Regions from separate parts of the Homo sapiens genome. Here region 1 is linked to region 2. The links are chromatin contacts, found by Hi-C or POLR2A ChIA-PET in ENCODE. All regions are on one chromosome and are shown on one strand. Each heading gives the region's core, a stretch centred on a gene start or an enhancer-like site at or near the end of the contact. The rest is flanking DNA. Distances are from core to core; before and after follow the strand shown.

The links. A loop is a pair of places that touch in the nucleus more often than their neighbours do. ChIA-PET counts read pairs that join two places held with the same protein, here RNA polymerase II (POLR2A). Pooled maps may share reads with other maps.
Region 1: a pooled map shows a loop between it and region 2 (7-fold over the local background). The contact joins the promoter of GPC2 here to the promoter of ZKSCAN5 in region 2. A Hi-C loop is called at or near these places in 1 of 37 single-sample maps with no recorded cell type and 4 of 50 pooled maps. POLR2A ChIA-PET finds 5 or more read pairs at or near these places in 2 of 52 experiments (CD4-positive, alpha-beta T cell and HEK293).

What each region holds. Positions count from the first base shown.
Region 1 is chr7:100,174,850-100,178,795 of GRCh38, forward strand. GPC2 (glypican 2) reads right to left here and starts at 2,532. Exons shown (of 10, transcript NM_152742.3): 1 at 2,185-2,532; 2 at 1,358-1,516; 3 at 723-1,045. The coding sequence starts at 2,350. STAG3 (STAG3 cohesin complex component) reads left to right here and starts at 3,069. Exons shown (of 34, transcript NM_001282717.2): 1 at 3,069-3,156. RefSeq lists silencers at 2,494-2,613, 2,794-2,843.
Region 2 is chr7:99,503,087-99,507,381 of GRCh38, forward strand. It overlaps ZKSCAN5 (zinc finger with KRAB and SCAN domains 5), which reads left to right and starts at 1,576. Exons shown (of 7, transcript NM_145102.4): 1 at 1,576-1,647; 2 at 2,919-3,372. The coding sequence starts at 2,959. RefSeq lists enhancers at 1,163-1,212, 1,603-1,782, 2,163-2,242.

The DNA.
Region 1 (3,946 bases), core at 1,282-3,781, 670 kb after region 2:
AGTGAGGGTTGGGTGTGTGGGGTTCTCTCAGAGTGGGTCGAGTGTTGGGTGGTACAGAGAGGCAGGTTCAAGAGCCCCCACAGGAATTATAGTCTTAAAGAAAAACAAAGGAAGGCTTGGGAAGAGATGGAGGGATTATGTTGTACAGGGCTTAGAGAGAGAGAAATTGTGTATCGGAACTAACACTGAACTTGAAGCCAGAAGACCTGGGTGTGAGCCACGGCTCTGCCACTTACTGGCTGAAAAGCTTAATCTCTGGGAGCCTCAGTTTTCTCATCTGTAAAATAAGGGCATGACTGTCTACCTCACAGGGTTATGATGACAACTAAATGTGATACTATAAAAGAAAATGCCTTTTGCGTATTGAATGCACAATTCCTGTTTAGTTGAACCAGAGGAAGTCAAGGTGTTACGATTAGGAAGGGGTTGGCACAAAGGTGGCTGGAGGCTAAGGGCAGGTGAGTGTTTGTGTGAAACTAGGGCTCAGAATGGGAGGTGGCAGGGGTGGGGGCATCTGCTTCAAGAAGACCAAGGGGCACTGGGTCGGGCAGTGGTGAGTAAAGCTCAGGATAGGGATCACCAGGTCAGAAATGGCTTCAATGCAGGATGGGGGATCACCAGGTCAGAGGTGACTGGAGCACGCCAGTTTGGAGGTGAGTGGTGCACAGTTCAGGGGTCACTAGGTCAGAAGTGGTTGAAGCTCAGGCCTCAGGATCCCTCACCTGCAGGCGGAGGCGGCGGGGTGAGTCCCCAAAGGGCTGCAGAGAGCCATCGGTAGATGAGGCCAAGCGTGAGAGGCAGAGCAGGTAGTCAGGGGGGAAGCTGTACTGTGGGTGCAGCAGCGGGAACACTCTCTCCAGGAGCTGTGCCCAGAAATCCGCCAGGGTGTCATCCAACCCCTCACCAGATTCCCCATAGAAGTCTCGCAGCCGAGAGAACAGGCCATTGAATATGAGGGCGTGCTGGGCATACAGGCGGCCGTAGGAGTGGGAGAAGAGCTGGGTCAGAGAGTGCTGGGCTACTGAGAGCATCTCCAGAAAAAACTCTGCAGCAAATGCAGGGAACAGGTGGAAGGCAGGTCAGGCCAAAGAATGGGGAGAAAAGTGAACAGGCAGAGGCAGGAGGAGATGGGAGAGAAGAGAAAAGACAAGTGAATCAGAAACTGAGTAACTCTCAGAGATGGGGCAGACAGGGAATGGGGGAGGGCAGGGCCCTGGAGACAGAGTCTGGGGGGTGGGCGGGCTGGGAGGGGATGGAGTCTTCACAGATGGAGTAAGGAGTGGGGACAGGAGCCTTGCTGGGGTCCTAAGCACCGAGAGGAGCTGTGAAGCTGAGTTTGGGGACCCCAGGTCCTCACCATCAAATTTTCTGTGCCTGGCAGCCAGTGTGTGAACCAGAAAGGAGCCGCTGTCCTCCACCAGGCCTCGGAAGGTGGCCTCAGTCTCCCTGATCAGCCTCTGCTCTGTCTCACTGGAACAGCAGGTGTACTCCTGGGGACAGACCCGGAGGTGCTCACCTGGACAGAGGAGACGTGAAGGAATGGTGGGAAGTGATATCCTAAAATCCCTTCCATTTCCCGCCTATCTCTGGGGACTATGCCTTCTCTTCTACCTGCCTGGTCTCTTTTCTATTGTCTGCACCCTCTTCCCTACCTGAACCTATCCCCTACCTTATTGTCTCCTGACCCATCCCAAGTTCACTCCCATTAGCCACGGGATCATCTATTTAACAGCTGCCCTGAGGGCCAAGTCAGTGGTCAGAGTGTCCTCAGGTGACCCTCCCCAATGTCCACACCCCAGACCTCGAGGGACTTGGAGAACAGCTTCTAGGGGATGAAGAATGGGGCTTGGAAGGGTGGGGTTACTTGGTGAGCAATAAAGTATTCTCATAGAAGGGGCTAATAGAAACAGCGAGGAGAACATGGCTGTGAAGAAAGAAACACATAGGGGGTGTTAATTAGGAGGAGGGGATTCCTGGGGTGGGGATGGAGTAAGAGCGCTATTCTTTGCATAGGAGGGTTATTGTGATCCCGGTAAGGAAGTTACAGGAGGAGAACAGACATTACTGTGGGATGAAAAGATTAGTATAACGGTCACTCTGAAAAGGAAGAGAGTTATTGTGAGATGAGGAGGCCCCGCCCCCGCCCCCCACCCCCAATTCTCTAGTCTTCCTCTTTCTCCTCACCTGAGATCAGGGCGGGAGGGATTAGGTTTAAGCTATATCCCCGGGCCCCCAGCACCTGCCGGGTCTCTGCACAACTCCGGGTGACCTTTGCCTCGCTCCCGGGTCCGGGACCAGGACCGGGACACAGAGGCAGCAGCAGAAGCAGGAGAGGTCGCAGCGCGGACATAACTGCAGCCACCCCAGGACGGCAAAGTGGGTCCTAAGGAGGAAAGCAGAGCCTCCCAAACTCGGGAATCCGGTACTCGGCCGCGGGACCGCTCCGCGGGCCAGAGAAAGAGCGCTGCTCCGGAAAACTGAATACCGAGCACGATAGCTGGACCAGGCGGCATCTGCCGAGACAATGGGAGCGGGGAGCCGGACAGGGGGCGGGGCCCGAGGCGGGGCCCCGCCAATAATGGCTCGGAGCCGGCTTCAGGGGCGGGGGCAAGGAAGAAATTAAGCCAATGTAGCGCGGAAGCTCGGCAGGGGGGCGGGACCCGGCTGGCACTCAGGAGGTTGGTGAAATAGGGGCGTGGTCTCCCTCGGGGGCGTGGCGATCCGGCTCAAAAGGCGGGGCCTGGGTGGAACCTAGCCTATGGCAATTGAGAAGCCAGATTAAAGGGGTTACTAGCAGTCTGGTCCAAAACCCGCCCAATGGAGTAGGAGATTGAGGGTAGCGGGGGTGGGACCTGGGTGGGGGCGGGGCTAAAGCGGGCCGCCCGCGTGCCCAAGCCCACGTGAGAGGGCAGGACGCCTGAGAGCTTGAGGCCACACGAGGCTGTGGAGCGGCGTGACTCAAACGTGGCGCGCATCAGCTCGCACACTTCCAAACCTCGCGATAGCTACTGGCCCTGGGCGAGCCGTTGGGATTGCGCTTGCGCACAGCGTGTCTTGTACGTTCCCGCGCTTTTCTGGAATCTTTCGCCCCCGGAAGGGCAGCGGCGGGCGCCTGTGTGGAAGGTGGGGTGGCCAGAGACACCCGAGGGACCTGAGGTGGGGACCTTCCCTGAACCCTGCTCGGCCAGAAGTCACTCTTCCAGGCTCTGACAGGTTTCTCCTTGACCCAAGAATAGGCCCTCTCGCGACCCTCCCGGCCCTGACACTAGGAGCCTTCCCGGGCCGTGCCCCAATGGCCTCCGCCACAGAGCTGGAGAATCCTCTCCCCAGGCCTCCATAGACTGAGAGTCCATTCTCTTAAGCGCTTGGAAGGCTCTTTATCCTGGAGCCGCTTACCCCAGGGGCAGTCGTAGATATTTTTACCTTCTGGAAAAATAGGAAACGCGCACCTGCCTTTCCTCCTTTTGCGTTTCCAGCCCTATTCTCATGGCGCCTCCACCCCCAAATCCTTAAGAGCCTCCTGTTCCATTCCAGGTGGAATCAGGTGCTAGTCCTCTGGAAACGAAAGCCTGGGGTCTTCTTGTATTTTTTTTCTTATTTCTTTCTTTATTTTTTTTATTTCATTTTAAAAAACCTGTAAGTTCCCTTGCAGAGGGCGGTTTATACTTCCGAAGCCTCCAGAGAGGGGTGCGTCTGAAGCTGCCCTGCTGTCTGCCTTGCTTGGCTTTTTTTTTTTTTTCCATTTAATTTTTTTTTTTTAGAGACAGGGCGTTGCTATGTGGCCCAGGCTGATCTTGAATTCCTGGACCCAAGCGATGCTCCCGCTTCGCCCTCCCAAAGTACTGGGATTATAGGCGGGAGCACTGTGCACCACGCCTCGGCTTTTGGAGAGCAATTCCAAACCCACTGCCCAGTTTCTGGTGTCTGTAATCCCTTGGTGCTTTAG
Region 2 (4,295 bases), core at 326-2,825:
GTGCAATGGCACAATCATAACTCACTGCAGCCTCAACCTCTTGAATTCAAGTGATCCTCCAGTCTCAGCCTGCTGAGTAGCTGAGACTATAGGCATGTGCCACCATGCCTAGCTAATTTTATTTTATTTTTTGTAGAGACGGGGTAAAAAGGCCAGGCTGGTCTTCAACTCCTGGATTCTAGTGATCCTCTCACCTCGGCCTCCCAAAATGTTGGGATTACAGGCGTGAGCCACCATGCCCATCTGGAACAACTTTCATAGACATTAAACAACTTTATACGAGCAACAAAATTAAGCCATAGGTGCAAAATTCTATACCAACTCACTAACACACAAAATACGGGCATTGCAAACATTCACCGGGGGTTTGGTCCTAGATAGGAAGCTACTTAAAATGCAAGATTTTGGGCTCCCTGAAAAGAGACCTTTAACTTCTAAATATCTTCTCATCTTTTTGCAGATGCTGCAATTTCACAGCAGTTCCTTCCTTCGCGCCTGTAAAACAGTGGCAACAGTAACTCTTCTCCTGCCTGCCCATCAACTTTGTAAACTGCGCGGGGCGTAGGGGGAGGGGAGGGCTGGGGCCTGGAAACTATAAAGCACCATATGAAAAGGAGAGCACTGGGAGGTCGATGCGGGCGCATCACCTGAGGTCAGGAGTTCGAGACCAGCCTGGCCAACATGGGGAAACCCCGTCTCTACTAAAAATACAAAATAAGCCGGGCGTGGTGAGTGTGCCTGTAATCCCAGCTACTCGAAAGGCTGAGGCAGGAGAATTGCCCGAACCTGGGAGCAGAGGTTACAGTGAGCCGAGATCGTGCCATTGCACTCCAGCCTGGGGGACAACGAGACTCCGTCTCAAAAAACAAAACAAAACAAAACAAAAACGGGAGATTATTACTAAGAGATGGGGTCTCACTATGTTGCCCAGGCTGGAGTGCAATGGTGCGATCCCGGCTCACTGCATCCTCAGCCTCCCGGGTCCAAGTGATTCTCCTGCCTCAGCCTCCCAAGTGGCTGAGATTACAGGCTCGCGCCACCACGCCCAGCTAAGTTTTTGTATTTTTAGTAGAGACGGGGTTTCACCATGTTGGCCAGGCTGGTCTCGAACTCCTGGCCTCAGGTGATCCACCCACCTCGGCCTCCCAAAGTGCTGGCATTACAGGTGTGAGTCACCGAGCCCGGCCAAGGGAGGGTATTTCTAATAGACAGGGGTCTCGCTATGTTGCCCGAGCTGGTCTCGAACTCTTGGGCTCAAGCGATCCTGCTTCTTCAGCCTGTCCACTAGCTAGGCTTACAAGCGTGGGACCCCGCGCCTGGCTGAAGAGAGGTATCATTAAGGACGAGACCCCCTTGGCCAGGGAAGCCCTGCGTAAGCAACGCCCCTCTCTTCAAAGGGATGCCCCGCTCCCTCCGCCCACTCCCAGCCTTCCAGCCTTGGCTCCCGAGGACACGACTCCGGGCCCTGCCACCTTCTGATAGGCTCGCGAGACCGAGGCTGCAAAGAGAGCCGCCCCCCATTGGCCAACCGGCGAGTCCCGCGCGCCACCTCCTGGGAGATGTAGTTCCGGGAACAGCTGGCCCCTGCGACTCGCGGGTGTGACGTTGAAGATGTCGGCCTTCTGAGCCGACTGCGGTGGTCAAGAGGTGGGTTTGTTTGGAAAGTGGGTGGTGAGAGTAGCGAGGATGCGGGTGAAGAAAACCTAAGGGCCCCAAATTCAACATAAGCGAGGTTTGCGGGCTGTCAGCAAGGTACAGACCTACTTCAAATCGGGGCGCAGAGCGTTGGGGGTGGGGGAAGGCGCAAGCTCCCCGGCCAATCAGACACGAGCAACCTCAGCCCAACTCTGGAGGCCCCGCCCCCTTCCCCGCCCCACGGAAAGGGGAGGAGCTTGGGCTGTTTGAATGGCTTTGGGATGGAGCAGGGGAGAGAGTGGCTCCGTTTGCCTCCCCGCTTTGGTGATGCTGTGCGAGCGGCTTCGGGGGCCCTGGAGACGTCCGAGTCACTGAGGGTGGGCTGGGACTCGGGGCCCGCGTCCCATCTCCCCGCCGATTGGTCCGCCCCCCGTGCGAGGTGAGGTCCTCCGGGATTCCTAGAGAGGACGCGGAAGTGCTTTCGGGGGGGGGTGGGATCTAACGGTTTAACCCCGTTGGACAGGGCAAGATTGGACTTGGTTACTTCCGGCGAGGAAGTGTTGGGGAGTGTCGGCTTCGGTTTCTCTCCGTGGGAAGAACCGCATCTTCCCAGCCTCGGCTGCGGGGAGCTTGATGTTCCAGGAGAGCTCCCCTAGAGTGGGGCCTTGAGGGGAGGGGGCAGGGGCTTCGTGACTGGACGGGGGTCCTGTCCCTAACCTTGACCGGGCCACAGTCTCTGTATCTCGGGGTCAGGGGCCATTCTGAGGAATCCAGGTCCAGATCTGTACCTTATAAACGCTGCTTCTCTTTGGGACCGATGGAGTCTCCCCTTGGCCTGTCAAGCTCTTGTAGCTTAGAGAACAGGCTCAGTTTTGACCATTATAATGATTTTCACCCTTATTCCGACTTAAGTTCGTCTTATGGTAGAGAGAAAGAGCGGCTGCGTCTGGACTAGTTAGTCTCGTCCCGTTATTTATATGGAATGTAAAGTTCTTCACTCTAAAACTGTGTTTTAGGTTGGGCCTGATGTCAGATTTGTATGGCTCTCTTTTACACTTTTAAAATGTTGGGGTTATTCCTTATTATCATTTTGTGGGTGAAGTGATGGCTACCTTGTAGTACCTATTTTTAAGTAAATTACTTTGTTGAGTGGTCGTCTTTAGTATAGATGACCTCTTTGCCATCTGTCTTTGCTAATAATGATGCCCAATACATCAGTAGGTTGCATGCTACTGAAAGTGTCCTTCAGAAGATATTAAAGAGCAGAAAAACAATTGTTTCAGTGTAACACAGCCAGCCTCGAAGACTTCCCTCTGAGTTGGAATGATAATGACCGAATCCCGAGAAGTTATAGACTTAGACCCCCCAGCTGAGACTTCCCAGGAGCAGGAAGACCTTTTCATAGTGAAGGTGGAAGAAGAAGACTGCACCTGGATGCAGGAGTACAACCCGCCAACGTTTGAGACTTTTTACCAGCGCTTCAGGCACTTCCAGTACCATGAGGCTTCAGGACCCCGGGAGGCTCTCAGCCAACTCCGGGTGCTCTGCTGTGAGTGGCTGAGGCCCGAGCTGCACACGAAGGAGCAGATCCTGGAGCTGCTGGTGCTGGAGCAGTTCCTGACCATCCTGCCTGAAGAGTTCCAGCCCTGGGTGAGGGAACATCACCCTGAAAGTGGAGAAGAGGCGGTGGCCGTGATAGAAAATATACAGCGAGAACTTGAGGAACGCAGACAGCAGGTGAGTCAAAGAGAAGCTATATGAGCAATGAAGGAGAGGAGTGAACCATCTGCTGAGCAGGGGTGAGATTCTTAGTCCTCTGCTGCTTCATTCATATTCTTTTGTTCTCCTGGGATTAGGTACCCTGTGACTTCCTGCCACTCCAGCAAAGAGAAGCAATATCCAGTGTGTTAACCTGTAGAAGACAATCTGCGATCTTATTTATTTTTTAAATTACTGTATTTATTTAATTATTTATTTTTGAGACGGAGTCTCGCTCTGTCGCCTATGCTGGAGTGCAGTGGTGCGATCTCGGCTCACTGCAAGCTCCGCCTCCCGGGTTCACGCCATTCTCCTGCCTCAGCCTCCGGAGTAGCTGGGACTGCAGGCGTCCGCCACCAGGCCCGGCTAATTTTTTTTTTTTTTTTTTTTGTATTTTTAGTAGAGACGGGGTTTCACCGTGTTAGCCAGGATGGTCTCGATCTCCTGACCTCGTGATCCTCCCACCTCGGCTTCCCAAAGTGCTGGGATTACAGGCGTGAGCCACCATGCCCGGCCACTGTATTTATTTTTTGAGTGACATGATACAAAATTCAAAGAGGTACATAAGGTTGTAATGAAAAGTAAGTTTTCCTCCCATCCCCAATTTCTCTCAACTGCCTAGTTCTCACCTGTGTATTCTTACAGAGCTGTACCATATTCTGTATGTATAAGCATATATACGTCTCATACTTTGGAAAAACGCAAATGTCTTTTAAGTCACTGTGCACTTCTGCCTCTTTTTTCTTATATCTTGGTTTCTTCCACGCCACTGCCATTGCAGCTATCTCACTCTCTGAAATTGCATTGTATTAACTTTTATGGAAGGAGTTTGAGTTGTTCCATTTAAATTGTTCCTTGAGATTGTTTCTAAATTTGTATTATAACAAACTTTGCTGCAATGA